2 separate regions of the Homo sapiens genome follow, and region 1 is linked to region 2. The links are chromatin loops, found by intact Hi-C in ENCODE. Cell type or tissue: MCF 10A. All regions are shown on one strand. Links, peaks and the distances in the headings refer to the core of each region. The heading gives the core; the rest is flanking DNA. Region 1 overlaps DNAJC1 (DnaJ heat shock protein family (Hsp40) member C1). Region 2 overlaps SPAG6 (sperm associated antigen 6).

The links. Peaks named below come from ENCODE experiments on the same cell type or tissue, not always from the same donor. Only the 100,000 strongest peaks of a DNase experiment are listed, where the experiment ranks them.
Region 1: it touches region 2 in a loop (7-fold over the local background); 18 of 110 quality-filtered maps call a loop at or near these places.

Annotation. Positions count from the first base shown.
Region 1 is chr10:21,982,606-21,998,207 of GRCh38, forward strand. All of the region lies in intron 1 of DNAJC1 (DnaJ heat shock protein family (Hsp40) member C1), which reads right to left. Among named protein-coding and RNA genes, the nearest start is that of DNAJC1, 13 kb to the right of the region's middle. RefSeq lists an enhancer at 6,940-7,089. In MCF 10A, for the core only: CTCF peaks have their summits at 7,178, 10,944 (motif pointing right) and 11,164; a DNase peak (open chromatin) is centred at 7,156.
Region 2 is chr10:22,416,609-22,432,210 of GRCh38, forward strand. It overlaps SPAG6 (sperm associated antigen 6), which reads left to right. Exons shown (of 11, transcript NM_012443.4): 11 at 11-1,002. The coding sequence ends at 80. Among named protein-coding and RNA genes, the nearest start is that of LINC03027, 14 kb to the right of the region's middle. In MCF 10A, for the core only: no CTCF peak of the experiment used is centred there; no DNase peak of the experiment used is centred there.

The DNA.
Region 1 (15,602 bases), core at 3,977-11,976, 430 kb before region 2:
GACAAATGACCAATAACCCACATGAAAAGATGCTCAATAACAGTAGTCACTAGGGAAATGCAAATCAAAACCACAACAGTTACTACCTCTCACCTATTAGGATAGCTATCATAAAAAAAAAAAAAAAGTAAAAACTAAGTACTGACGAGGATGTGGAGAAATTAGAACTCTTGTACATTGCTGGTAGGAATGTAAAATGGCACAGCAGCTATGAAAAACAATTTGGTGGTTCCTCAAAAAGTTAAATACTGCCTGGGCAACAAATTGTGACCCTTTCTCTACAAAAATTTTTTTAAAAAATTAGCCAGGCATGATGGCGCACATCTATAATCCCAGCTACTTGGGAGTCTGAGGCAGGAGGACTGCTTGAGCCTGGGAGTTTGGGGCTGCAGCAAGTTATGATCATGCCACTCAACTCCAGCCTGGGCAAGAGAGGAAGACTCTGTCTCAAAAACAAAGGAAGTTAAATATAGAATTACTATATGATCCAGCAATTCTTCCTCTAGGTATATACCTAAAAGAATTGAAAGCAGGGGCTCAAACAGATACTTGTATACCAATGGTCATAGCAGCATTATTCACAATAGCCAAAGCTGAAAACCTAAATGTCCAAAAATAGATAAACGGATAAATAAAAGTGGTATATACACGCAATGGAATATTATTCAGCCTTAAAAAAGAATGAAAATTTGAGATATACTACAACATGAATGAAACCTGAAGACATTATGAAGACAAGTGAAATAAGCCAGACACAAAAGGGCAAATATTATATGACTCCATTTATATCTAGTGCTTATAACAGGCAAATTCAAGAGTAAGCAAGTAGATTAGAGGGGCTGGATGCAGTGGCTCACACCTGTAATACCAGCACTTTGGGAAGCCAAGGCAGGCAGATCACTTGAGGCCAGGAGTTCGAGACCAGCCTGTCAAACGAAGACCTGTCTCCACTAAAAATACAAAAATTAGCCGGGTGTGGTGGCACTCGCCTGTAAATCCCAGCTACTGGGGAGGCTGAGGCACAAGAATGACTTGAACCTGGGAGGCAGAGGCTGCAGTGAGCAGAGATTGCACCACTACATTCCAGCCGGGGCAACAGAGCGAGATTCTGTCTCAAAAAAAAAAAAAAAAAAGGAAAGTAGATGAGAGGTTACCAGGAGCTGGTGGGGAGGAAAGAACGGTAAGTTGTTTAATCGGTGCAGAGTTTCTGTTTGGGATGACGGAAAAGTATTAGAAATGAATAATGAAGATGGTTGCACAATGTTGTGAATGTACTTAGTGTCACTGGTTTTTATACTTTAAAGCAGTTAAAATGGTAAATTTTACATTATGTATATTTTACTACAATAAAAAACAAAAAAGCAGTTTACATACTGTACTCACAACTCACATAAGGAGTCAAAAGAAATTTTAGGTGCAGTTAACAGTATGAGCAGTTACTGAGGCCAATAAAAAAGATATATGAAGATTAAAAACCTGAAATTCTATAGACAAAAATATCAAAAGTGGTTTTCTTCTAATGTTTTTAAATTTACTTTTTCTTTGCTTTTACATAAAAAATTTTAATAGAAAAATTACTTAAAGAACAACCCCTCATACAGGTAGGTAAGAACGGTATATCAGAAACTGGCTGCTTATAAACAGAGACCCCAAATAACAGCTTAAAAAATGATAGAAGTCTATTTTTCTCTTACATACAAGAAGAATAGAAGTAAAGCAGTTCCAGGGGCAGTTATGGTCACAAGGACCCAGGCCACTACTATGTCTCTCCTCTTAGCTTCTGAAGGTCACTTCAAGTTGCAAGATATCTGGTACAGTAGCTACATACATCTCATCCAATCCCAGTGAACAGAAAAGAAGGAATAAACAAGGGTAAAATGGTGTGTCACCCTTTAAGAGCTTTACCAGAAGCCCAACCCATGTCTTCTGCTCATCTGCCACCACTACCTGTAAAGAAGGCAGAAAAATGTACTTTTTAAACCCCAATATCCAATAACATAGGAGTTCTACTAAAAGGAGAATGGATAGGTGATTAGTCTGCCATATATATTTAAAATCATTTTTTCTTCTGAAATTTCAGCTTTCAGCATTATTATTTGGGAACTTTTCTAGAAAGTATAAAATCTAATCAAAAGACATAAACATATTAACAAGTCTTTAAGACACTGTACACTAAAGAAATTACATTTTAATGAATATCAAAACTAAAAACATAGTGAGACCAAGTTCTGACAGCATAGATGCAACAGTAGAAATAACCTTGTGTACTCAGTTTACACACAGTTGTGTCTGTGTGTGCATGTGTATGTATGAAGAGGCCAAAGAGTGAAAATGTTTAAATGCTCAGATATATCATAATTCACAATTTAAGTTCTTTTACAGACTAATCTATCAAATAAGACTCAATTTAGAAAATTCTGAAAATTTCCCATAAAATAACGTCTTATTTTTCCAACAGCTTGGTTGAGGTACATTTACATAACATAAAATCCACCCATTATAAGAGTATAATTCATTTTAATAAATTTATAGAGTTGTGCAACCATCACCAAAATCCCACCTTAGAATATTTCTATCATCCTACAGAGATCTCTCCCATCCGTGTGCAATCAATCCCCATCCCCAGACAAACCACTACCCTGCTTTTTTTTTTTTTTTTTTTGAAATGGAGTCTCACTCTGTTGCCCAGGCTGGAGTGCAGGGGCACGATCTTGGCTCACTGCAACCTCTGCCTCCCAGGTTCAAACGATTCTCCTGCCTCAGCCTCCCGAGTAACTGGGATCACAGGCATGCACCACAGCACTCAGCTAATTTCGTATTTTTAGCAGAGGTGGGGTTTCACCATGTTGGCCAGGCTGATCCCGAACTCCTGACATCAAGTGATCCACCCACCTCAGCCTCCCAAAGTGCTGGGATTACAGGCGTGTGCCACCGTGCCCAGCCACCTGCTTTCCATCTCTATATATTATTTGCCTTTTCTGGACAGTTCAAATAACCGAAATCATACATGTAGTTGTTTTGAGTCTGAATCCTTTCACTTAACATAATGTTCTTGGAATTCATCCATGTTGTGGTTTATCCCAGAAGTTCTTTCTTTTTCTACCAAATATTAAATAGCATTGCACTGAATGGATACACCACATTTTGTTCATCCATTCAAGGGTGGCTAGGCATTTGGAATTGTTTCCAATTTTTGGCTAACATTATGAATAATGCTGCAATGAACACTCATGTACAAGTCTTTGTGTGGACAAATATTTTCACTTCTCTTCTGTGGATACCTAGGAGGAACTGAGATGAATGTTAAGTTTAACTTTTTTATTAAAAAAAAAACTGCCACGGCCGGGCACGGTGGCTCACGCCTGTAATCCCAGCACTCTGGGAAGCCGAGGCGGGCAGATCACCAGGTCAGGAGATGGAGACCATCCTAGCTAACAGGGTGAAACGCTGTCTCTACTAAAAATACAAAAAATTAGCCGGGTGTGGTGGCGGGTGCCTGTAGTCCCAGCTACTCGGGAGGCTGAGGCAGGAGAATGGCGTGAACCCGGGAGGCGGAGCTTGCAGTGAGCCACTGCACTCCAGCCTGGGTGACAAAGCGAGACTCCATCTCAAAAAAACAACTGCCACACTGTTTTCCAAAGTAGTTGCATTTTACCTTGCCACCATCGATGCATAAGTATTCCAGGTTTTCCACATCCTCACCAGTGCTTTTTACTGTCCTTCATGTTAATTACAGCTATGCTAGTGGGCATAATATGTTATCTCCTTATGGATTTAATTTGCATTTCTTTAATAACTACTACTATTGAGTACCTTTTCATGTGCTTATTAGCATTTGTATATCTTCTTGGGTAAGGTGTCTATTCAGATAGGTTTTTGGATTCTCTTTATTAGGTTGAGGAAATTACCTTCTATTCCTAGTTTGTTGAGAGTTTTCATCATTAATGAATGTTTGAGTCTTTCAAAAGTTTTATTCTCTATCTGGGATGATCATATTTTTCGTTCTTTATTCTATAAATATGTAATATTATATTAATCAATTTTTAGGTACTAAACCAACCTTGCATTCCTGGGATAAATTCCACTTGATCATGGTGTTTAATCCATTTTATATGTTGCTAGATTCAGCTTGCTAACACTTTGGCTGGGAAATTTTTTGTTTTTTTTGTTTTTTTTCTTGAGACAGAATCTTGCTCTTGTCACCCAGGCTGGAGTGCAATGGCGCGATCTCAGCTCACTGCAAACTCCGCCTCCCAGGTTCAAGCGATTCTCCTGCCTCAGCCTCCCGAGTAGTTGGGCTTATAGACAGCTGCCACCACACCCAACAATTTTTTGTATTTTTAGTAGAGACGGGGTTTCACCATGTTGGCCAGGCTGGTCTCAAACTCCTGACCTCAAGTGATCCACCCTCCTTGGCCACCCAAAGTGCTGGGATTAGGTGTGAGCCACCACGCCCAGCCCAATGTATAGTTTTTAACAATACATATCAATTCGGAAGCCAAATTTCTGATAGTTAAAGTGAAATAAATGAAATATAGTCTTATCCAAACAATAAAATTATGTTTAATGGGAAAACATTTTATACTCCCTCAGCTTTTCAAATTTTAAGTGAGTTAAAATCAAATACAATATAAAATTTAATGTTCTTAGTCTAGCCACATTTCAAGTGCTCTATAGCCACATGTGGCTATAGTGCTGGACAGTACAGCTCTAAACCTTTAAGCACTATGAGGATTTAAAGAGTAAATACAATAATATAGTTGGTTGTTCATTAGTATCTACAATATTTGAATTAAAGAGAGACAGTATATACAAAAGCTTTCAGAAGTGTAATACAAAGATTAGAGGCACTAAACTGTGGTCTCATCCTCAAGGTTAGCTTTCTTGGTCAGGATAACATGGTGTTTACCAGAATGTAGAATTATACCCACAGCTTACTGTAAGTATATTTGCAAGCACTTTTATTGATCATAGACAACAAATCTACTTCATTTAACCCAGGCTGTTTGAAAAAAAATTACCTCATTTAATTTCCCATTTATAACCTTCAATAGATTATAGGTTAAAGCCTTCAAAATATCCATATGATTTATCTCATAAACATGAAAACATTTGTTAATTTATCCAATGTGTTTTAATTGTACAACACTCTTCTTTCCAAAGTAATATAATCTACACGGATATATGTTAGTAATATTAGCAGAACTCTAAGTGAAATATTTGCCCCTAAATAGAATTCCACCAGTCCCACAATTCAAACTCTTCTCATTAGCCCATGTTTCTGACTTGCCCTTGTGCACATATAATCCTGCAAAATTACAATAAAATCTGAATACAACTTGATATTTGGCTTTTTTTCACTAACATTGTATGTATTTTCCATGTTGCTATGTAGTTTTCACATATATTACTACTGATTTCACAGCACACCAAGAATGTGTCATAATTTACTCAAATACACTCCTTATTATTAGAATTTATTTCTCATTCTTTACTATTTTACAGTAATACTGTAAAAAGAACTAATGAATTAACAAACATGAAAAGCAGGCTTTATTATCAAAATTTCTTAACATAATCTAAGTAGCTGTGCATATTCTATTGTGTCACAAAAACACAGAGGACTGGTACAGAGTATTGTTATCCATGTTAGAAAGGCATCAGCTGCCTATAAGTAAAAATGTCTTTTTAAAAGATCATTACACTACTGTTCTTTTCCATGTTGTTACCCTCAAAAGACCTCTTAGATTAACAACTCAATATTAAAGGCATATAATAATAATTAAAAAATCGATGTGCTCCTCAAATTATACAAAAACTGACTAAATCCTACGATTCCAAAATGAAAGGGCCCTTTATCTTCTCTTATAAATTTGAATTACATATTTCTTTCCTTAAAAATATATCATTTAAAGTATGTTCCAAATGTGTACTCTATAAACTGCTTAAAGCTTCAATTAAGGATCACGCTTAATTCTATGAAGCTAATATCCAATGAATTCTAAAATTTTAGTATTGTCCATTAAGTTGATTATTAAAACAGTCTTTAGTGAGGGTTAGCCTCATTGTCCTATGTTTTCTTTTGTGAATCTCTGAAGACTGATTATAAGAAAACAAATGTTATTTACCCCAGAAAGTCTTCTTCAGAGGTTTGTGAGTGAAATATATTTATAAAGGGTCAACATGAAATTATCTGCATATAATTTAACTTTAGGAGGATTAATTTTCTCTAGCCCATGTTTTTCTGACACGCACCTAAGATTCAATATCTCTTTTCCCACCTGGCAAATTTTTCTAAATAGTTTCACGACAGTTCAGGACTCTCCTCTGGGTATCTCCAATAACAGGGACATATATGTCATTCTGAGATAATGGACTTATTTATCACTATATTCAAAACCTCGTGGGATTTGATTATTTTAGAAATGCTACTTGACTGTTTTACCCCCAGACTTGAATAAAGTCTGGGAACAGTTGCTAGAAAGGAACAGGGATGGAATGGTAGACTGTCTCTTTCAATGCCTAATAGCCTCTTAAATTACTGTGAATAAACAACCTGACCATAGTTCTGGATGATAAGTGGCAAAAGGTTCTCAGATAATAAGAAAATGAACATTAAAAAATAATATTATAAAATAAATGTAGCTTTTAAAAATGTTCCAACATGAAAACTGCACTCTAAGTATTTGAGGGACTTCCTCCGAAACCCCATTCCAAACATATACCAATGTTAAAATTTAAAGAGAGAAAATTATAAACATATAGCCATGATCAAAAACTTGTTAAGCATCTCTGTAGACAAAAACAAAAGAAAACCTGTAGCCATAAACAGAGGTTAAGCTATAAGCCTCCTGGGCTCCATGACTACAAGTAGGCAGACGAAACCAGAAGTCTGACTCCCATAGAGTGATGAGGACTGAAAGTACTCTACCAAGGCCTGGGATCACAGCCAGGCTTGCTGCTTGAAATCAGGGGATGCAGTGGCAATCCACCGCCTGTGGGGAAAAAAAAATGCGAAAGTGAGAAGGACACTGCCTGAGGCTACAACTTACAAAACATTATGTATCTGAGATGTTAAGAGGCAATGGTTTTAGCCCCACAGTCCAGACCAGGCCAAGGGACCTGCAGGCTTGGTATCTGGATCTGCAATGGCCCCAATGTAACCTCAGGAGGGAGCCCTAAGCCACCTATATAAGACCTAGTTCTTGCCTAGGTGTCTCAGAGAAAAGAGTAAAAACATCTATAAAGCCACTAGGGAGAGGTGAAGAGAGAGGAGAGAGAAACTCACACTCAAGATGGGCCTGAAAATTAAAATTCCACTCGCAGAAACATAATATTTCAATTATCAAAGAGAAATTATTTACTTCACAGTTTAACCACCTATGTGCAATTCTTAACAATGCCAAAGTCTAAAACATTTTTATAACACAATGACAGGTTTGAAGCAGATACACAAACTGCACAACTATACACGGGGTGCTGCTTCAAGAGTCTATAGCAATTTCTGGCTACATTTTTAATTAAGTTTATTCTGTGGCCTCTATTATCAAAGATGGCATACAAGAAATCATCTTATTTTTCAATCTTCCATAAATTTCCTATTGCTGACTTTGATAAACCCTGGGAATTGTATATAGTAACCACAAATCATGCCTAATACAGTGCCAAGACAACTGTAACTATGGTGGCTTGCATCTTCTTTAGGGTGGCCTTGGTACATATCTAAAGACAATGAAAACAAGTAGCCCCCTCAGTTTGGATGTATTTTTTTTAAAAAAAGGCCTTACTGTGTGGAGAAAATCAACAAATAATTATTTCCCTTGTGCATTTTATTTTAAGGCACAAAGAAAAATTATTTAGAAGAAGTATATGTTCAGGGGTACTCCAGAAGACAGTGAGCATGTTGAAAGTAGATAAGAATTATGATTTGGGCTTTAAGAATAAAATTTCCACTGAGTAGTATTATACAAAAACTTAACAGGTTGTTTCATAATCCCTATGGTTAGACACCATCAAACAGGCTAGAAGACCATCTGCTGGGAGTGCTACAGAAGAGACTCCTATATAAGGAAAGAGAAACTCGTGAGGTCTCCACCAACTTCAGGACTCTATTGTCAGTTTTAAAATTTTTGTTTTGTTGTTGTTTTTCCCTCAGCATAGAATGTTTAAGATCTTGGACACCAGTACAATTTCCTGGATGTACCAAGTCCATTTGAAATAACAGGAGCTAAGTATGTGTAAGAACTGTCAACAGTAAAATCTACTTCTTTTTCTCAGCTATTTATGAAATTACAAAAGGTAAAGGCAAAAAGATCGTTAATTAATCATTCAGTTCAAAGTAAAGGTGTACTCATTAGGAGTTATGAAAAGGTAGCAGAGGCAGCTAGTAAAAAAGGGTGATGTTAGAATCCCTGATTGGTATTATAAAGAGCCAACAGATTGGCACACAAATAGAAATGCACCTAGCAATCTCTATTCTAAATCATTTAATTAAAGATACTATAATAATCAAAATAGATGACAGGAAAGAATATAGTGAATATTTCATAGCTAGCAATATATAAGATGTATGAGTTTCAGAATAGGGAGAATGGGCACCCTGAAAGCTAAAACTACAAAATAGGAACTCCAGTGATTTCCTGGTCAAAATATCACTAACGACCTAATATACTGTTAATAAATAACACTTAAAGAATTATAAAATATAATAGATGAGCTAGCAAAAGTAAATGACCAACTTTAATTAAAGTGATTACCTGAAACCACCCTTAGCAGACAAGCCTATGCATGGAAGTTCAGACAACCAATGTTCCTAGAACAGCATGAACTTTATACCAATAGCCTTTACAGAACAAAGCATGGTCAAAATGTATACTATAGATAAGTAACTAGGAATATGATAGCTAGCACAATTGGAACAACCTAAAAACAAAACAACAAAAGCTACACTGGGTTTAAAAAAATACGAAAACTACAAACTATGTCCCTAACAAAATGGAAACAATAGTCAGTGAAAAACAATAATCAGTGATTTTATCCAAAAACATTTAGCTATATCTACACAATACAGAAATGTTAATTCCCTAAGGCTATCCAATGTATGCTATCCAATAAGCATTAGGCATATTTAAGCACTTAAAATGTGCCAGTACAAATGAGAAACCAAAATTTTAATTAATTTATATTTAAATTGAAAAACTGATATTCTACTGAGTTACTGGAAAGTTTTGCTTATAACGATTTGGGTACGTGAATGTACCTGTTAGCTATATGCCTTATGAAATCTCAATACAGATCAAGTATTTTCAATCAAAATTTGGCTTCCAAATTAAGGTGTGCTAGAAGTATAAATGTAAAACATACACGGATTTTGCTGACTTAGTACAAAAAATTAAAATGTGAAATACTTCATTAATAATTTTTGGCTGGACATGGTGGCTCACGCCTGTAATCCCAGCACTCTGGGAGGCCAAGGTTGGCGGATCGCCTGACATCAGGAGTTCGAGACCAGCCTGACCAATATGGTGAAACCCCGTCTCTACTAAAAATGCAAAAATTAGCTGGGTGTGGTGGCATGTGCCCGTAGTCCCAGTTACTTGGGAGGCTGAGACAGGAGAATTGCTTGAATCCGGGAGGCGGAGGTTGCAGTGATCTGAGATCGTGCCATCGCACACCAGCCTGGGCGACAGAACGAGACTCTGTCTCAAAAAATAATAGTAATTTTTGAAAATGTGACTCCATGTTGGAATAATATTTTAGTATATTGGGTTAAATAAAATACATTATCAAAATTAATTTCAGGCTGGGCATGGTGGTGCACTCCTGTAATCCTAGCTACTAGGGAGGCTGAGGCAGGAGAATCGCTTGAACCCAGGAGAACGAGGTTGCAGTGAGCAGAGATTGTGCCACTGCACTCCAGCCTGAGCAACAGAGCAAGACTCCATTTCAAAAAAAAAAAAATTAAGTTCATCTGTTTTTTACATTCTTAAATGTGACTTTTAGAAAATTTAACATCACCTCTGTGTTTTGTATCACATATCTATTGCACAGTGCTGCTCTAAGGGATCAATGGCTTGAAAAAGTGTGTCAGCTGTCAAAAATCTGAAATATCTGTCAGTCATGATTTATATGTAAAATATTATCTTATCCCTTAGTGTCACAAAATATTTCTTTAGGCTACCCAGAATTTGAATATTTATACATTTCAAAGTCATCTGTATCCTCTTCATACAGTGGATCGTTACAGATCATTAAAGTATTACTCTGGAGTTATTGTAAACTTTGGTAACATTTAATGGCCATTCTGACATCCAGGCTAAGTAATCAAGTAAAGAATGCTAATTAATCAAAGACTTATTGATTTCGTCTCTATCTAAATTCCCTCGGCCATACTTTAACAATACTTTTGTTTCTACGAGAGCTAAACAAGGATCTTTAGTATAGGAAACATTTTGATAAGAATCATTTTATAAAACAATTTTATGTTTACATATATACTTTTATATTTACCATATATATATACTTTACAAGCTGAACATTTTATACTCATAAATTTATATACTCAGCCTATACACTCATAAATTTATAAATATATTTACTATACACACATAAGTATATAAATGCATACGCACACACACCTGCACCCTCTCGCTCATAAATTTTCCCCTGGAAGAAAAGCATCAGAACTGCATGCCTTAGCAGTGCTTTCCCAACCTCTTTCATACCATGGCACGTTACAGAAAATTGTATTTGTAAGACACACTGGAGGAAACTGTTAAGGCTGCTCAAGGCAGGGCATCACTATCTCAGCATGCTTGCAGCACACCAATTGGGAAGCTCGGTCTTAAAAGGCCCTGCAAAATACTGCAAGAACTCTCTGACTCGTATTTTGTTTTCGTCTGTCTCATATTTTATTCTTACTTATGCCTACAGTTGTGAAAATACAACCCCTCAACATTTTTAATAGCAATATCCAAAGAAGGCCACAAGATGGAGATATTACTCCATTTTCATTTATATTTGTATTTATGCATTTTTTCTGTATACGTTTCTATGTGTATCCTGCTTTCTTCCTCAGTGGTATTCTCAGCTACTACCTCTATCTCTAACATTATTCTAATTCCTCTGCCACTCGGTTTTAACTTGCTTTATTATAGAAATATATAATGAATACTATCATGATCTTTGTTTTTAATATTAAAAGCAGGCAGATAATTGAAATATTTTCTTCTAGCTCTATATTTTCCCACTTCTCTAAAATTAAGATCACTTTTTTTTTACCCATTTTTATCCTGCGGGCAAACTTTTTTTAAAAAAATTGCTACCCACGAAGTAATAAGTAGTCCAAGAGTCATTTGCTCTAATACTTTCTACTACCTTGTAAAGCTACAGATTTATTACTTTGTGTCAATATCACTCAAAACTTCTCTGGGACTTTTCTTTGAGAACAGTCCTCAAGGCAGTCTATCAGCATTACATGAAATGTATATTCAGATCTTTTTATCAATACAAAGTATTTATCCGAGCTTGCTAACCTAATTTAGTCACCAAATTTAGCTCCAAATGACTGTTAGCTATAGCCAAAAATCAAACCCAACTTTAAGATTTACTACTAATGAGGCTAATGTGAAGAATATGCAGCAAGCTTTGAAGGCAATTCAAAACAAGAAGCTTCAGTGATGTTTTAAGAGACAGCAGCATGTTGAAAAACTGTGAAGCTTTCCACAATAAACACTTGCAAAATCAATCTAATTTACTTTAAGTTAAATCTTATATACTTCCAAACGTGTGATATAAAAAGTCACTCATTGATTGTGTAAAACTACTATAGAACTGCACAACATGGCTGTCATTTGAACTTTATCAAATGTCTAAACTAAAATGCTTTAAACATAAGAAGTTGGCCAGGCGCGGTGGCTCACACCTGTAATCCCAGCACTTTGGGAGGCCGAGACAGGTGGATCACGAGGTCAGGAGATCAAGACCATTCTGGCTAACACGGTGAAACCCCGTCTCCACTAAAAATACAAAAAAAAATTAGACAGGCATGGTGGCGGGCGCCTGTAGTCCCAGCTACTGGGGAGGCTGAGGCAGGAGAATGGCATGAATCCGGGAGGCAGAGCTTGCAGTAAGCCGAGATCGCGCCACTGCACTCCAGCCTGGGTGACAAAGCGAGACTCTGTCTCAAAACAAACAAACAAAAAAACACACAAGAAGTCTATTTCCTACTACATATAAAAGATCCATAAAGAAATATTGTATGATATAATTAAAACACAATTTCCAGACTTCCTACTTTATATATATTTATATTATATATACTTATATATTAATATATTATATATATTTATACATGTTAACTTCCGCAAATCAAACTTAATCACCAACTATCAATACAAAGCACCACTTTAAGTCAGAAAAGAACCTAAATAGTAATCTTATCTGTTAACGAAAAGTGTGGTAATTGAAAATAACTGCCAATAAGATTTGCAATTAAAAAAAATTTTCTAAAAGTCAGAGGTTTCTTTTTAAAGTATAAATTCAGTTGGTCATGGAATAGATTCCTTAACCTGACCTGTTTTAATGGTATAAATAAAGTCCTTAAGTATTGACTAGAAATAAGAAGTTTCTACCTTCCTCATGTGTACGGACCCTAAGATTTCTTCATGGTCTATTCATACTTTCCCAGTAAATGGCAACAATGATCTTTTTCTTTCTGGTCATAACTCATTTTGACTACTGCTCACTATACAGGCCACAGTTGAGTTTCATGTAACAGTTTAAAATTCTATTTCCTTCTATAACCAGGAGTTGTATGTATTCCAGAATGTGTTTAACCAAGGAAATTACGTCATTTTAGAATTCTAGTATTTGCTCTTAGTGGCATCTTAACGTTGCTCTTCTCCATTTTAACACTGCTGCATATACTATGGCATGTCCTTTAATTCTTGATCTTAGATTATTAGCTTTAATATTAAGCAACTCAAATATATTAGTTAACTGTGTAGCTGCACAGAGCTTAATGCCTACTGCCTCAGTAGCAATAAAACAGGCATCCATCTGATAATGAAGTATACTGTTTTATACACATATTCTAACAAAAATGTAGAACGTGGCATGCCCTTGCTTTTGCAATATGCCTGGTTACATGTGAGATTTCAGTTGCTGGATGATGTAATCAGAAACACTTATCAAATATGGTGAATGAATCCTCACCTTGCTTAATTTAGTATTACATAAGATGGGAAATGAAACATAAATTCTAGATTAAATTTCTAATTAGGTCCTTATGACACGCTTAGACAAAAAATTTCAGTAAATATAAGTAATACTCAAATATCAACTATTCAGTTCTTAAAATGAAATACTATGCTGTTATTTAAAACATGTAATCATATTTTTACATTCATTAGTATAGGGCCCATCTTTTACAATTAAGTGTTTTGATGAAAATAAAGATTTTTGAAAATATGACTGTGACTTCATTATAAAATGATCTAGGGTCCTGCTTCATCCAATCAGAAATCTCTCTTTCCACTGCAATTCCTTTCCTTTATTTTTGTATAACTCTGTAAGAAAGGCTTTGGAATTGTTTTCAACTAGGTGGAATTAACTGGTATCATTACTGTCTAAACAGACCCAATAATGCCCACAGTGGAAAACAGTTCTGAAAGTCACATAGTACCATTTATGGAATAAGCAGTTCACTGAGAGAGAGCATAACAAAGCTGAGAAAAGGTTTATTACAGACACTAGGCATTTTATCAAACAACTTTTATTGGCATTACTTACAACTGCCATATAAATTCTCCTCTCAGCAATCAAGTCAAATAACCTCAACCTCTGTTTTATTCTCAACATTGAACAAAATATGATTGTGAAATTAACCACATTAAACCAATCACTAGGTAAACTGGTAACCCATATAACGTTTTAGAATATATTTCTAGGAATAATTGTAATAGCAGAAGCCATTCCACTTTCCCAGTTCAACTTAGGCTATTGTCTATGAATAACAAAAGATACAATATTCTAAGAGTGTTCTCATAATTAGTGTAAAGAAAAAACTGAGAATAGCATAAAAGGAAAAAGGAAACTTAAAACTAAAAGAAAGTCTCTGTTCCATCAGCTCTAGATTATATGTGGCAAAATTTTCACAATAGACTTGCTTTATCCCATAAAATTGGCTCAGGCATCTTCCACTAAACTATACATATCACAAAAAGAGTGTGTACATAAGAAAACTAATTTTATGATAATTCTATCTGATGCAAAGATGTATACAATTAAACAAGTACTTATTCAGCTCTAACGCTATGCATGCCTACATCAGAAATATAAATGACTGAAAGGTTATCTACCATTCTAGATTCTGTGTATCTCTTTCTCCAAATTAAAAAAAATTGGATTCTACAATAAAAATGGGGAAGCTATTATTACACAACACACATGTACAAAGGAATAGACTCCACAGAGAAAGACTGAACTACACTCAACACCACAAGCTCAGTGGATTCCACTGCAAGAATCACTGGACAAAATTGATAATCACAGTACAAATTCACCATCATTCATGAATGAAATCATCATCTTCATTTCTAAAAAGGACTGTGATGGGCTTTAGGGAGGCCCCATTAACTGGTTTTTCCCATCCAAAAAACTGAGTGGACACAGGAGTCGGGCAGACAAGAGATGAACCTTTATAACTGATACAGCTATTGAAGAATACAGGTTAAATGTGATGGCCAAATGGGCTTGCTAGCAATTTGTGCCCTCTCCTCTACATTCTAGACTTTGAGACAGTATGCTCAAGGGTAAGTCTGGTTAGGATAATTGCCTTACTGGTCTGGGCAGAGAGGTGCAAAGAGACTGATTCCCACTACTCATAGCTTTCTGACTGATCAGCTCTTCCTAATCAAGCAAAACAGAGCAAAGGCAATCACCCTCCAGTAAGGTAACTCACACCGCCATGGTAAGATGTTAGAGATGGGTCTAGTGATCAGTGGTGTTTTTTTAGGGAAGTTCCTCCCAACCATGGGGCACGGATGAATGGGCAATAATTGTCCCTCCTCTAAACAGGCTAGCTAATCTGTACATTTGAAAATACAGGCCGAATGAGCTTAAAAGGTTTATTAATTCCTATCTAAAAATTAAAATCCAAATATTTTATAAGCACATCCCTGTTCTTCTGCTTTTCTTCTGTTAACCAAGTTTCAGCATTCATTTGAATATAAGGATTTAGTTATAAAACACGAGAGAAAGAGAATGAAGCACATTTTCTAGCTACATAAATAGAAGTCTGTAATGACTGACTGGCACCATGAAGACAAATCTTGACTTCAGCATAAAGTAAATACTACAAAATTTAAGATAATTTAGCTTGTCATTATTTCAATTCACAGATTTTTTTAAATGAATATGAAGTGTTTACTGTTGGCTAGAATTACTGTATACAAAGGATAAGGAAAGTCATGGTCCCAAAAGACAATTAAAAGAAATATAGAGGCTGGGCGCAGTGGTTCACGCCTGTAATCCCAACACTTTGGGAGGCCGAGGTGGGTGGATCACCTGAGGTCAGGAGTGCAAGATCGGCCTGACCAACA
Region 2 (15,602 bases), core at 2,549-10,548:
TCTTTTTCAGGTATTATTCCCCTGGATATTCAGATACACTTCTGCAGAGGGTGGACAGCTATCAACCACTTAATAACTGAGCAAAGTTATATTGTGATACTCAAATTCACAGCAGAGTAGTTTTGAGTAACAGTAATTAAATCCTTCTAAATATTTGAACTAAGTATATTCTAGATTTATTTAATGGGAAATACCTTTAGATAATATTTTCTAAATTTATGTAATACTTTAAACATTCGTAGCTTGAATATGTGAGGAACTATTCATGGTCATTCGCATGCATAGGATTTGTTCTACAGGTAGATTTTAAAAACACGTTAAAGGGCCTTAAGGCATTTTGTTATTCTGTTAAAAACCACACACACTCGTACATGCAGACACCTCCAATGAGATATAGTTAAGAGATGGCATTCAAAAACCCTAAATTATTCTAGCCAATTTGTCATAGGCATAGGCAAGGAAAGCTGGCCTTGCTAACTATATAGTAGTATACACAAGAGAAATCTTTGAAGGAGGAAACTGATGACAGATATACAGGGCACTTGAAGGAGACTCTGATGCTAGTTATATAAGTGCATTAACTTAAGACACGGACTCTGTGGGTAACCTGTTAGGTTTTACTAAGAATTTAGGAAAAATTTACTCCTCTTTATCACAAGTTTTCCAAACCTCCTTCCCCACCCTATCTAAAGTGTTCCTTACCTTTCATGGGCCCAGCGAGGGTAGAATTCAGAATAGAGAGTTATACTCCTGCATACATGCTCTCCCTCTCATTGAAAGGTTTCTTAGTCTAGCTCTGCTCATGAATGAACAAAGAAGCAGGCATGTAAAATGGATCCTTGTCCTAACGTCACTTTCCCAAGTTTCAAAAGTCACATTTTCAGGTATTTAAGGAATAGTTTGAAGCTAATACCATCAGGCTCAGAGTTTACATGCATTTTTACTTAGGAAGTGGTAAACGGGTGAAAGAGGGTTTCAATAAAATTTTAAATAAAAACAGCATTAGAATTGTCCTTTTCATTTTTCCTATCCAGTGTGTTGCTGACCTTGGGGAATATGTGATTGGATTTATGGGTCTTGGTTAGTTGCTGTGTATGTGTCTTTTGCTTTAAAGGGATGTTACTTCTGCTGCTCTCTCCTGGAGGAGGTGAATGATAACCCACACAGCCCCTAGGCCACAGTGTTTCCAGTCTGACTCTGTTTTCAGGTTTCCTTCTTTGACTCTCTCTCTCTTTTTTTATTTTTTTCATGCAAAAGGAGCTACCCGTTTGTTTTTTGTATTTTCTGGATTCATCTCTGTCATCATTATTTCCTAACAGTGCATAACTTTGTTGTGTCTTTTAAAACTTCATAATACCCGAGATTACCTCATTTTGTTTTGCCTTATATCCGGCTAAGATTGTTGGTTATTTCATTTTTTTTTAATACTTCCTTGGGCCTGTTTTGTTTCCTTGCAGCAATTTCTTTGACCTGTTGAATAGGAAAATGTAATTTGTATTCCCAGTTTTGTAGCTTTCCTTTCTTTCTTTCATGCCTACACAGCTTGTCTTATGAATCTTTTAATTGGAGAAAATAAAAGTAGTTTTTATCTTTCTTCATTAGGGCTGTTTTTCTTAGATGTGTTGGTAATGACAGAAATTAGTTTATCTGGGTTAAAACCACCTCAGATATTGTTGGAATGTCAAATTTCCTAGTTGAAAATTTTCACTTCATAGATAATTTCATACTTATCAAACAGCACTAAACAAAGTAATAAAATACTTAATAGTGTTCAGATGGGTGTTATAATTTGATCATATGCATTGTGGAAAATTTATGCTATGAAATGTTTCTTGACATAAAACTCTTTAAACAAAATGAAGCTTTACTTTTTGAAAAGTATGTTGTGAGATTTAAAAAATATATATAAAAACAAAATCTTTTTCATTTGTCATAGGGCAAAAATAATGTCTGTTATTAATGATAATTCACTGATATTTTTCACCCCTCATTTGAATTTTGTCAATTCTAATTCCCTGTGCAAACCCCTGTCCCACTGCTCCCTACCCACCCCCAGCCCCAGGAGTTTATTTAAAATTCCCCTGTTCTTAGGAATTCTCAACTTACATGAACAACTATTTTTAGGACTTCAGTTCAGGAATAGAATTACTTGGACCTTATTATTATAGATTCAGTCCTTTCACCTGTTGTGGAAATAGGTGAAATCAGTGGTACCTGAAAAGAGATGTTGGAAACATAGGTTCTAGTCTCTCTCTGTTAAGTATTATAGTAAGGGTGATAATAGTTGCTCAGCTTACTCATAAGAAGCTTATGAAAATAACCTGCAATGGTGAAAATAACAATGTTATAAACAAATCCATTTTATACAAACTCGACATGTGATTAATGGAAAACCTAATAGTCAATGACAGATTACATATTTTAGCCAGCAATTGTGCAATATTCCCCAGGCCCCACACTCTTAGATAAGTGTAGTTCAAACCAGATGATTTATGATTAAAAAAACCCCTACATTTCCTGCCCTCATGGAGTTTTCTAATATAAACACATTTGCCGAGACAGAGGCAGTGGAATACGCACAAGACACTAAACACAAAGCAGGCATATTTAATGTAGTATGGAAAAACAAATGACAACCCCATATTTACAGGATATTGACCTGTTTTTCTAACCCCTTCCTCTCAAAGAAAACCCTTTTCCTTAAAGAAAGGATGAAAGGTTTGCTTGTTTCTAAACTTGATTTGAGGTCCTGCTTAACATAAACCCTGACCTTAAATTCCTGGGTGAGGCCCATCTCCCATCCCAGATGTCAAGTTTAGAAACCAACCTTGAAAGAATGAAGAATTTTTCTGTTGTGTTTTCAAATAGCCAATTCTTTGATTAAGATAGGTGCTACCAAATGTTGAGGTTTATGTACACTGTGGCTTATTCTGCCACAGAATTCACTGTTTAGAAAATGTTGATTTGTAGCTCTTCTGCTTCTTTCAGGTGATTAAAAGGATCAAGTGGCTGTCCTATAATTATTACATTTACCAGTTGTTTAAGAGACTTTTGACTTTTAAAATTAAATTTGTTCATGCACTTATTTTTCTAGTAACATAAATACTTACATTGTTTTGTTTTTACAAGGCCTTGGTAGGCCATAAAATTAGATGCATATTCAGTGATATTACTTTAGAGAATGGTGGGTTTTATTGTTTTTTAGGTATCAATAAGTTAATTTTTAAAAAAAAATTAGGCAGTATATGAATGGATAAAGAAAGAAGCAAAAATATGACTCCAGATCTCACAACCCAAAACAGAATTGTCATTAACAAGCTGAGATAGTTCCAAATAGCTCTCCAAACCTTTGTACGGCTAGAAAAATTCCGGAAAAATGTATTCATGCTACACATGTTATTTTAAAATTAAAAACAAAAGTTACTGCAGTTTGCTTGTTTCGTGGAAGATAGAGTTTTCACTTTGTTTTTAATTTTAGTGGGTTTAGGGAAAAATATTTCCTTGGGGATTAAGTTAGAGGTCAATACAAAATATTTATAAATGGGCTTCTGTTATTCATGATTGATACATTTTCTGAAGTAGATTTAAACTGAATGCTGGATAAAGAATATTATATCAATATATATCATTATTGCAAAGTGATTTGGTATGGATATTTATACATTAAATAAAGCCTCTAAATTTCCTCACGTATATAGAATTTGTGGTAATACACTCTCGCTAATTTTTTTGTTTTTTTTTGAGATGGAGTCTCGCTCTGTCACCCAGGCTGGAGTGTAGTGGTATGATCTCGGCTCACTGCAAGCTCCGCCTCCTGGGTTCACGCCATTCTCCTGCCTCAGCCTCCCTAGTAGCAGGGACTACAGGCGCATGCCATCACGCCCGGCTAATTTTTTTGTATTTTTAGTAGAGATGGGGTTTCACCGTGTTAGCCAGGATGGTCTGGATCTCCTGACCTCGTGATCCACCCGCGTCGGCCTCCCAAAGTGCTGGGATTACAGGCGTGAGCCACCGCGCCTGGCCCACTCTTGCTAAAATTTATGCATTACTGATAGTAAATGATTTACTCAAAGTATTTTTGGATATAAAGAAGTCCAACTCTATGAAAACTATTGTAACCTATATTGAGTGTTCTGTTTTTTTATTTCTGTCTGCATGTATAGTTTAAGTCATACAAACAATACAAGCGAGTAAAGTGCCAAAGGGAATGTCAACATTTTCCCATATTTTTCTTCACTAACTGAAGATGACCTTTTACTTAGATGAGTGAAATGTGTCCTGTTCTCAGTCCCCAGTGTCACCCAGCACTGTGATGAGCACACAGGAGAACCAGCAGCAGGTTGGACTGAGAGTAAGAGCCTCTAGGCTTCTGGTTGACCTTAGGTCACGCTAGCTCTGACCACAGCAAGTCTCCTCAAGTCTCTAGGCCTTAGTAGACCCGTATAAGAATGTCAAAACTACCACCCCAGTCAGTGGCCTTGGCAAGTTGCTAATAGCACCCACTACATCAGATTCTGAGGATTAAATGAGGATGAGCCAGCAGAAGGTGTGGCATGTAGTAAATGGTGCCACCGTTACTCTATATATCTTTGTATAATATAAAAGGTGCCCAGTCCTCAAGATAGTTTATTTCCATCTGGCAGAAATTATTGTAATAGTCTTATTTTGTTAGAGCAACACACTTTACTGCCATCTGCTGGAAAATTATCTTTATAAATATGGAAATCTGTGATGTCTAATATGTGAACTGTGCCCCCTGAGAAGTGCTGGTGCCCTTGTGAAGTACACAACCTGTGTGACCATGCACATAAGTGCTTGATAAATCATATTTGCTACTCTTCTTTTCACTTTTGTAATGGATTTCCAAAAGAGTTTCAGATAAACAATGATACTGGATGAAGAAATTTATTTTAAAAAATCAGAGTCAAAGTTAATATCAATAAAAAGAATCAGCATTTTGTTGCAACACCTGGAAACATTTTTGCCCACTACTTCCCTCACTTCCCCCTTCCCCCACAGAAAAGTGTGCTCTGCAATAAAACCTGCAATCTAAGTTAGCAGAGATGCTAATTAAGCCATTATTCTTGCATTTATAAACACTGTATGTGAGACCAAATTTGGGGCCACATTGTATGTATGCAAAACCAAAGCACATTTTGGAATAACCCATATGGCCTTTTCATCTTGACTTTAAAAATTGAATAAAAAATATTATATTAATAATGTATCATCACTGCAAGATGGCAGATCTCCGGAAAGCGACACTTCTGGGCTTCATTTTCTTCATCTCAGAACCTGGGTTGGGACATAACAGGTGTCCCTCTCTTCTAGCCAGACAGTCCTTAATGAAGGGATATCATAGTACCATTTTGAACACAAAAGGAAATATTTGGCTCATTTTCATAGCTAGCTGTACAGTCATGGAGAAGACTGACCAAAGTTGGATAAAGGAGAGTTTATTGATAACGGGAGCACTCTCCCAGGACACAGGATTTATCACTCTGGCAAGGGTGATAAGATGACTCTTGGAAGCTTGGAGAAAGCAGCAACAGCCCATGGCAAGTGAAGTGGAAATGCCATAATTGCCAGGGCCAACTGGAAGAGGTGTCAAGTGACTCAGAGAGGTGGGCATGCTGGAGTACATAGCCTATGTGGGGATGGAAAACCCACCAGCTGATGGTATGTCCCGGAGGACATACCATTTACCAAATTTGGGGCCACATTGTATGTATGCAAAACCAAAGCACATTTTGGATATAAAGAAGTCCAACTCTATGAAAACTATTGTAACCTATATTGAGTGTTCTGTTTTTTTATTTCTGTTTGCGTGTATAGTTTAAGTCATACAAACAATACAAGCGAGTAAAGTGCCAAAGGGAATGTCAACGTTTTCCCATATTTTTCTTCAGTAAGATGATAAGAAATGCATTGTTAAGAGGGTTATAGTCACTGAGAATCTTAGTGGAGGCACTCTTGTCTATGCCAGGGTTGACTGGAGGAGACACTACTACAGAACTGGGCTCCTTAACAGAAATAAGGCTGATAGGATCCTGAAATAACAGAGGCCAAGTAGTAAGACTTAACTGTCAGAAGCAAGGTGTGCACAGTTTTTGCAATGAGTGGCAAGATTGATGTGGCATCCAGGGGCCCATTCTACAGAGAGCTATGAAAATGCTTAATAGAATTTCCTAGAGGCAAGATAAATGAGCAGTCGACAAGTATCAATTTCTAAAATAAAAATATGAGGCTGAGGGCAGCTGTCATGGTAAAAAGTCAGTCACTAGCTCAGTTCCCAAACCTGAGTCAGATCTCAGATCTGGGACCCACTGGGTGAAGGAGAGGATGATCTTTATGACAACAGAACCTAAAGCACCTGAGCAAGTATATTTAGTAATTATTTCTCCAGCACTTCAGAATATTGTTCCAACCCTTTTACCAGATGATGGAGCTCTGTAGTAGGTCTCGACAGCAGTACAAGAAGCCCTGCTATATCCTTCAACAGACCCTATGGTATTACAGGAATCTGTGGTGGGAAAGAATGCTGGGGATAGTTGCTGGTGATCAATCTCAATAAGAGAATCACAGCATAGACCCCCTAGGATTCTGGAGAAGGGCCATATTATCTGTAGTAAACAACAATATACCATTCTAAAGTTCTTGGCTGGTTGTGGTGGCTCACACCTGTAATCCCAGCACTTTGGGAGGCCGAAGCAGGAGGATCGCTTGAGCCCAGGAGTTCAAGACCAGCTTTGGCAACTTAGAGAGAACTCATCTCTACAAAAAATACAAAAATATTGAGTGTAGTGATGTGTGTCTGTAGTCCTAGCTGCTTGGGAGGCTGAGGTGGGAGGATCACTTGGGCCCTGGAGGCCAAGGATGCAGTGAGCCATGATCACACCACTGCATTCCAGTCTGGACATCAGAGACAGACCTTATCTCAAAAAAATAAATAAATAAAGGAAATTCTTGCAGACCCCTGGGCCCTGATTGAAATGAAGCACCTGACCCTGAGACATCAAGTAACTATGGAACCTGAGATATTCATCATCAGCTGGCTCTGTCAGACCCACCAAGTTATAAAGTTGGATGGGCCTGGTGGCAATTTATCACAAAATGGAAGTGGCAGATACAGGATTGGGCATGAGCTGGGCCAGAGGACACAAGTAAGTTGTACCAGTTGGTGGCCCAGACCTGCATGTCATCCACTCCTGTTGCACTGGTGTTTATAACTATGGTGTTCACAACTATCTCAGCTCATAACCACGGCTGCAAGGAGGTGTCCCTTGTGACCAGCTGATGGAGGAAGAAAAGTGCTGACCTTCATTCATAGCTGGCTGGCTCAGCATAAGAGTGCAAGCCAAAAATGGATGCTGCTGCACTACAGCCCTACTTAGGGTGATCTTAAAAGAGGGTGGTGAGGGAGAAATCCTTCCAATAGGCAAAGTTCCACAGGATGCACTTGGTCATCCACTTTGTGTGAAAAGAAGAGTGGTTCAAGGTAAAGAACATATGCAGGCTCATGGACAGTGGTGAATGGGGTGGTAGTTTGGTCAGGGGCTTAGAAGCAGAAGGATTGGTATGGATATAAGGTGTGAAGAACTTTGTGTCATATATTAATGCACATCAAAGCAGCCACTACCAAAAGGCACCAAACAACATTCATGACTCAGCCATGCATGAAGCAGCCTCTCTCGTTGGCTACTGTAGTGCTGGCATAATGGGCACATGAATGGAGTGAGTAGCCACGGTAGCAGGGATGGTGGCTATGAATAGATCCAACAGCATGGACTTCCATTCACCAAATCTGATCCAGCTACTGCCACTGATGCTGCCAAATGTCTAACCTGTCAATAACAGAAACCCCAATGTAGTATCCCTCAAAGAGACCAACCAACCATTTGGAGGTAAGTTGACTTCAACTTCTTCCACCCTGGAAAGGGCAAGAATTCATCTTGATTGGGATTGTTGTATATTCTGGCATGAATTTGCCTTTCCTATCCATAGGACCTCAGCCAGTACCACTACCCAAGGACTTAAGAATGCTTGATCCACTGGTATTAGATTCCATATGATACTGCCTTGGGTCAGAGTCCACTGGTCCTATCACACATATTGCACCATTCCTGAGCTACTGGTATGATAGAATGGTGGACTGTCCTCTTAAAGATGCAACTGAGGCTCCAGCTTGGAGAACATACCCCCACAAGGTTGAGATACCACCCTAAATCAATGCCATTATATGGTGCTATGTCCCCAGTAGGTAGAATACATAGGTCCAGAAACTATAGGGAGAAGGGGGAAGTAGGCATGGCTCTGCTTACTGTCATTTCCTGTGGTACATTTGGGGAATTTGTGCTTCCTGTCCCCAAAACTTTAGATTCTGTGGGTCAAGTGTTCTTGGCTTTCACTGGGGTAATACTTCATCAGTGGACACAAAGTCCCATTGTACTTCACACTACAGCTGCCACTCAGTCACTTCAGTCTCCTTATGCCAAGAGACCAGTGGAAAAAGAGTCACTAAACTAGCAAGACCATTGACCCTGATCATCAGGAGGAGGTAGAACTTTGTCACAGAACACAGGGAAGAATGTTTGGCACACAGGTGATCTGATGGGATGTTTCCTGATGCTCTCATATCTAGTTTTAACAGTAAGCAGACAAGAACAGAAGCTAGGGCTGGGATAGACATGGGGACCAGGGACTCAGAATCTTGGAGTCAAGGGTCTGGGTCACCCCATCAGACAGTCTGCCTAGACCACATGGCTGCTGGCAGTGGCTGAGGCAATTCTAGAATGAGGACAGGGTAGAGAAAAGGGTGAAATGTCAGTTACCTCAGGCTTGAGATCTATTGCAGCTGCACTGACTATAGTTTGCTGATTAACCTTATAAGTTTCCCCAGTAATAAAGGCCAATGAGAATCCTGGAATTGTCGAGTACTGGGTGGATGAACTTACCCCAAGCGGCAAGTGGATCTGAGTAGCACAAAGGGTGGCCCATAATACTCTAGTGCTCCACCCATATCTCCTCTTTAGGACCAAGGGCCAACAAACCCATCCTCCAACTGCTGTGATTTTTGGTCACACGTTTTATATCCTTAACCACAAATATGAGCTGAATTAAATCCTCAACCCACAACCAGAATGAGTCTTAATAATTTGCTAAATCTTAAAATTGACACCATAATTTGAGCACCCCCACCCCAAATTTGAGAACACATAGGCAACTGGTTCAAACTGGAATCCAACCAAACCAGAACATCAAATTTTCTCAGATGTGAATCCAAACCAGAAGTTCAGACACTTCGCATATATAGCCCGGGTAGACTCTCTGTGGCCTTAGCAGTCCTTGCTAATTAGAAGCTCCTGTATTGCCTCTGGGAGCTTAGCTGCCAAGCATCTTCCCAATTGTGCTCCCAAATGAAGGTAAGGTAAATGGCTAGAATTTTTAAAAATTAACTTATGCTCAGTTATCTATTTGGTTCAGAGGTGAAAGAAAACATTAGTGGTTTTTCAAAAGGTAGTTCCACACCCAGCACCATCATACCCTCCAAGTTACATGGTAAAAATAAATGATGCCTGTCTGTGGTTAATTGTGAAGCCATCTCAGTTCTCATCTGATGTAGCCTAATGAAGGCTCTGAATACCAAGAGTGAAATCTTAACCTTAACAAATGACCTTGCCTCACAGTTCAGGCACAATTTTTAGGTTTCTCATCCAAGGCGGGGGGGGGGGGGATTTAAAAATCAGTATTCATATGAAAAATTATTCTTAGAAGGCCTTAAGATTGTTGCTCACACAAGAGATGCAGGTCTATGTTTATGCACCATGAGAACGGGAACCATGCTTGATTCATCTTTGTGTCCAGCACAACACTTAGCATAGTTGCCTAGTGCGCAGCAGGAGATCAAGAAATAATTATTGAATAAATGAATGAGGCTGCAAAGTTCCACGAGCCATCCTGGTTGCTGGCAACCCTTGAGGGGAATTTGGGCAAGACACTTTAAAAGTGTAGCTTGCCCAAGTAAGAAAAAGCTCTTTTCAAGATCTACTCTGTCAGGACCGCTGCCACTTTGTTTTCATTGGGCATGGGAATCTGGCTCTACCATCCTCCACACCTGCTCAACTCAGGTTAACGGTATCTGAGGTAGTTCTTCTTAGAACTTTAAAATGGTAGCAAAAAGACCAGTTTAGAAGGAATGAGCCACATTGTAGGATGATTTTCTGAGTTTATTTAACAGCTTGAGCTTGAATACATACTGTGCGTGTGTGTGTGTGTGTGTGTGTGTGTGTGTGTGAGTGCATGTGTATATGTGCCAATCAGATTCTCCCAGGAATTTTAGATTTGCGCAGAGAGACAGTGGTTGGGAGTTGGTAGCTAAATCATTAATGGCAGCGAACCCTTTGGAGGCACTTGTGATTTTCAGCCTCTGAGGTCCTGGGAACTGCCCTGGGCTACTTCTCCCTGAGGGAGGTTAAGTTGTTCAACTCTTCCTTGTAAGACGCTTCCCTCCAGTAAATTTACTCTTTTACCTATATTCTTTCCAACTGGTTTTTGTTATCTGCAAATGGAAGAAAGGCATTTTGGAGAAACCTGTGGATCTGAGCTGGGCTCTGGAAGAATGGTGGGGTGGAGGAAGGAGAGCCGAGTGGAGAGGTCAGGGGAAGGCTCTTAAGGCAATCAATCACCTTTCTGCCCTGAGTCAGCTATGGACAAGAGGCTGCCAAGCAGAGAGTTGACTCAGCAGAGGACTGCAAGGGGCCACCCTGAGTGAGGCTGGTTTTTAAATACTCATTTCAAAAGCAATTGAACGCTCTCTTTCCCCTCTCCTGTGCTTAGGTATGTCTTCTACAGTTCTTGTTCCAATCACTTGAAGTCCTTTGTGTCTCCTGCCTCTGCTTCTTCCAAGGCACCTACTAATGTCCAATGAGGCCACAGGGTCTTCTCTTTGATCCCAGGATATTTCTGTGAATTATTAGCCTTTTTATTGAACCTAAGGAAGGAATTCAAATGGTGATTTAATTCGTGCCTTTCTCCCCTCCTGCCCCTTCCCAAGTATCCCATTGTGGGAATTTTGGAGACAAACCCTGCCTCTGATTCAAGCCATGTATGTAAATGAATTTATTGGATGCCACTGAGAAGGCTACATTAGGAAAGGGAAGAGAGTTGTGAATTTAAGAAAAACTACAACAAATCTATGTGGGAGGAGGGAAGGAAAAAAGGAGGAATTTGGACCATTTATTTGCAGCATGTCTTACTGACAGTTAAATACAGTGGTTTGTTCTGTTTTCTGCCACTCGAGGGTTATTTAATTAAATTCATGACCTAGGATGCTAACCAGCCCCACATCTAAAATAATTGCTTCTCTGTTGGTGAGATGTAAAGCCGGGATTGATTTTCCCCTGGCCGATAGCTCTCCTTTCTGACTCATGAATGTCATCTCCACTCCCTGCCCCATGTAATTTGATCTCTGTATTTGATCCCTATTTAGTAGTACACTTGCCAAACAGATGTCTGAGTAATTAAAATCCCACATGGGCACACTCGTCAGTGAGTTACATCTATTTAATAGTCAGCTTAGAAACTTTTCACCCTTTGGCTTTTCTCCCATCCTGGTGTCGTATGTCAGTAGCCTTTAGCAGGATTTAACTATTAGAGTTCAAACCTGCTGTTTGTTTTCCTGCATTCATAGACACTCTCTTTTTGTTTTTTGACTGCATTTTCTTCACAAGTCCCTGATCTCTTTCTCCTTCAACTCACCTGGATTTTCTCTATGGTTTTACGCCAGCATTCAAATTCTCATTGGATGAGTCATCCTATATTTCATTCATGCCAACACTGGCAATTAAAAAAAAAAACAGAACAATGTTGTTATAACCATGGATTAAGAGTGCCTTTTTTTTTTCCCCTGGAGGCATAGCCAAAATATTTCAGTCTGAACAATCCTCCAATTTTTTTTAAAACTATTTGAGATCACATACTGAAAACCTGTTTGGTTGCTACAGGTCTCACTGAAGGATTTTGATGGGACAGAATTATAGAAGGAAAGAATACGTATTTGAAGAAGGCAAGGAAGGTCAAGAAGGGCTGATTATAGGAAATGTGTTCACTTTTGAGAGAGGATTTAGATGGACACTTATTTAAAAAATGTTGAATTGAATACGAATACCACACAGACAAGGTTCTTATGATAAATCCTATGCTACCAAGTAACATTTCATCCAACTTGGGAATGCTGTCATTTACGGTAGATAAAAGAATTTCCCTTATAGTTGATGATGCATATTGATTTTAAATTCCAAAGAACTAAACATTGTGAACTAAGTATAGAATATATATGCATCTGTTCTGATACCCGTCAAACTGGACTTAAACAAAATCCGATAAATGAGGAGGTCATAAGTCATAGCAAAAGGATTCTTTATTTTCCTACTTTTAAACAGATGGAGTGCTAGTGGGTTTAGCATGAATCATTTTATAAAAGTAAGTTTCTCAGAACATGCATGTTTCTTGTGAAGTTCCTTTGTACTCACAGTATTTCAGAATAAAAAAAAATGTGATCGAAAAAACAAGCAACAAGTTCAGAGGTTAACGGATGTTGTTTTAGTTCTATGTGAACAAATTCTAAAAGTATTTGTACAAACTTTATTACCATGATGGTATTTAAAAGCTAGGTGAAAATCCTATTGCTCAGTGGGAACTTCATCTTAGTGGTTTGTACACAACTTCCGGTCTTGTTATCTAAACTAACAAAGGTCATGTAAATAAACAGACATAAATTAACAGCATGAGTCTTAAACAGTGACATGGACTAGGAGTTAGTATTTCAGGAAGGTAGATAGCTTCCAAATAATGGAAATGCTATGGGTGTGATTTTTCTCAATGTTTATTATCTAGTATTATTAAACCCCTTGCTGGCTCATGAACTGGTATGATTTTCATTCTTGCTGTGCTCAGGATAACCTTCCCCTGCCTGTTCCCCAGCTCCCTTCCCTTCAATGCAGCTTGTGTTTAATCTATTTAAAGTTCAGGGCACTTTTTTTTTCTGTGATTCAAGCTTTTTAAGCCTTGTTTTCCCTCCAGTCATTCCTTACCACGTGTCTATCCATGCCCTGCTCTCTGTCTCTTTCAGATATTTTTTTTAAAAGGTGATTAATTCCAATAACACATTTCTAGCTTCCCGTTGTCTTAGTGTAAATTGGGGAGAATATTTCCTGACCTCATCACAAAGAAGTTGTGAAGGTCAAATGAGCTCTTGTGTATGAAAGGGCTTTGTACATAGCTACTGGCTTCACATAGCCAAGGAGCTTCTGCTCCAGCCCCAGCTACCTGCCTGGCTCAAATACAGCTTATACAACTTGCTAGCTGTGTGAACTTCAGCAAGCTATGTAACTTTTCTGTGGAACTTCAGTTCCATAAAGTGGAAAATGGGGATCATAAATGTACTTAAATCCTGGGGTTGTTTGGTGATGGTTACGTGAGAGGATTCATGCATATTATGAGGTCAGAACATGATTAGGACAGTTTCAGTTTTAAGCCCCCAGTAAGTGCTAGTACAAGTGCAGGGATCAGACGGTGTTTCCCCCTTGAAGTCGGTGTAACCCCCTCACAGGCTCATCTCTCTCTAGCTCGAGGCGAAAGCTAGGTTGTAACCCTTGGGCGTGGTCTGTCACAACTAAGGATGAGGGCGGGTGTAGGGATCCTGGCTGAGCACATGTCTTTTGAGGATTGCCAGGTACTTTTAACAGCTGTTTCTCTTTCTCTAAATAGTGTTCACTGGGCTTGGATTCTCCTTTAATGACTTTATTTCGAATGACTTGTTTATGTCAACTTTTTTCAGTTTGCCGCCTACTTATGCTTAAAGCCACAAAAATACCTCCTTCCTAATCTGGAAAATGGGAATAGTAAGAGTATCTACCCCTGGGGTTGTAATGAGATCAACTGAACTTCTTCCAAAGGATATAAGGAGTATAATATTCTAGGAAGCTTTTGAAAAATAAACTGGAGAAGAAAGCATTTCCAGATGTTACCTTGAACACAGGAAATGAGGTGAGAAGAAACAAAACAAAACATACAATAAAAACCTAACATTCTAAAAATTCAGTAAGTTAGTGATTCTTCCAAATGAGCTCTCCTCTCAAAGTGGTTCTCTGAATTTAAGCTCAATGATGCTGTTGTTGCCCAAAAGGTTTTGGGATTTCTTCTTTCAAAAGGGTTGTTAAGGACCTGTATGTAAATACTAACTCTTCCACTTTATGATAGTCATGACAAATATCTTTCTACTTCACAACTTCTAATTTGATATTGTTATAATTTTTGGTATACAGATGCTTTAAATGATTATTGCAGATAAATCTATGAGTTCTTCCATTGTTTTGTGGTTAGTTCTTTCCCATCCCAAAATCACTTAGCTATCCATTTAGATTTTTTTTTTAACTTCTTTTATAGTTCAGTTTTCACATTTATCTTTTTATCTGGAAAGTATTTCAGTAGACTGCATGAAATGAACATGTAATCTGATTTTTTTTTCCCAAATGGTTGGCCAGTTTTCCTAGTGCCAGTTATTGAATAATCCATGTCTTCTCCATTAGTGATGCTTCATTTATTGGAATATTGAGTTTTCTTTCAGGGCTATCTGTTCTGAAATATTTGTCAATCTTTCCTCAGTAGTTCAATATTATTGTAATTATTATGGCTTTATAATATGTATTAACATCTGGTAGAGTAAATCTCATGTTATTATTCTTTCTTTTCAAAGTATTCTGGCTACTCTGTTTTTTCCTCCAGATGGAAATACATTTTTTCAACTTCTAAAAATGTCCCGTTGGAATTTTAGTTACAATTGCAAATTAAGGGATAGATATCTTTGTCTAGGAGCATAATATATTTCTCAATCTATTCAAATACTTTTGCTTTCATTTTTTTCTCTTTTTCTTTGTATAAATCCCTTTCAGTTCTTGCCAATATTATTTATATGTCAATAGAATCTTTTTAAGACATATATTTGTTCCCAGGTTCCAACACCCCAAAAAAGTTATATTTCCCAATAGGTTATTGCTAGATCAGTAGAAAGTTATTGATTTTAATAATTATTTTATAATAGATTTTCAATCAAGTTTCTTAAGTTTTCTAGGCAAAAAGTATCTGCAAATGCAATTTTTCTACTGCTTTGCAATATTTTCCTTAGTATTTCTGTTTCTTGTCTTATTACAGAATGACTTCAGCATAATTTTAAATAATAGTGGTGAAAGCAGGCATATTTATACCTGCTTTTAATGAAAATGCCTGTCTGTCATTGAGTATGGAAATTTAAAAATATACACAGAAGTAAATGAAAGCCTAATGTGCCTCTCACCTAGCCTCAACAATTATCAACATTTTTGAACACACTTTTAGTGGAATTATAAATTAATGCAGTCTTTTGAATATTAATTTGGAAATAGCTATCCAAATATTGATCTGCAATTCTATTGCTAGGCATTAATCCAACAAGTACACCTGCATCAATGGGCAAAGACATTCAAGGATGCTCTAAATGTATGTAATTGCAGAAAACAAGAAAATAGTCTAAATGGTCCCTAATAGGTGAGTGAAAAATCACGGTT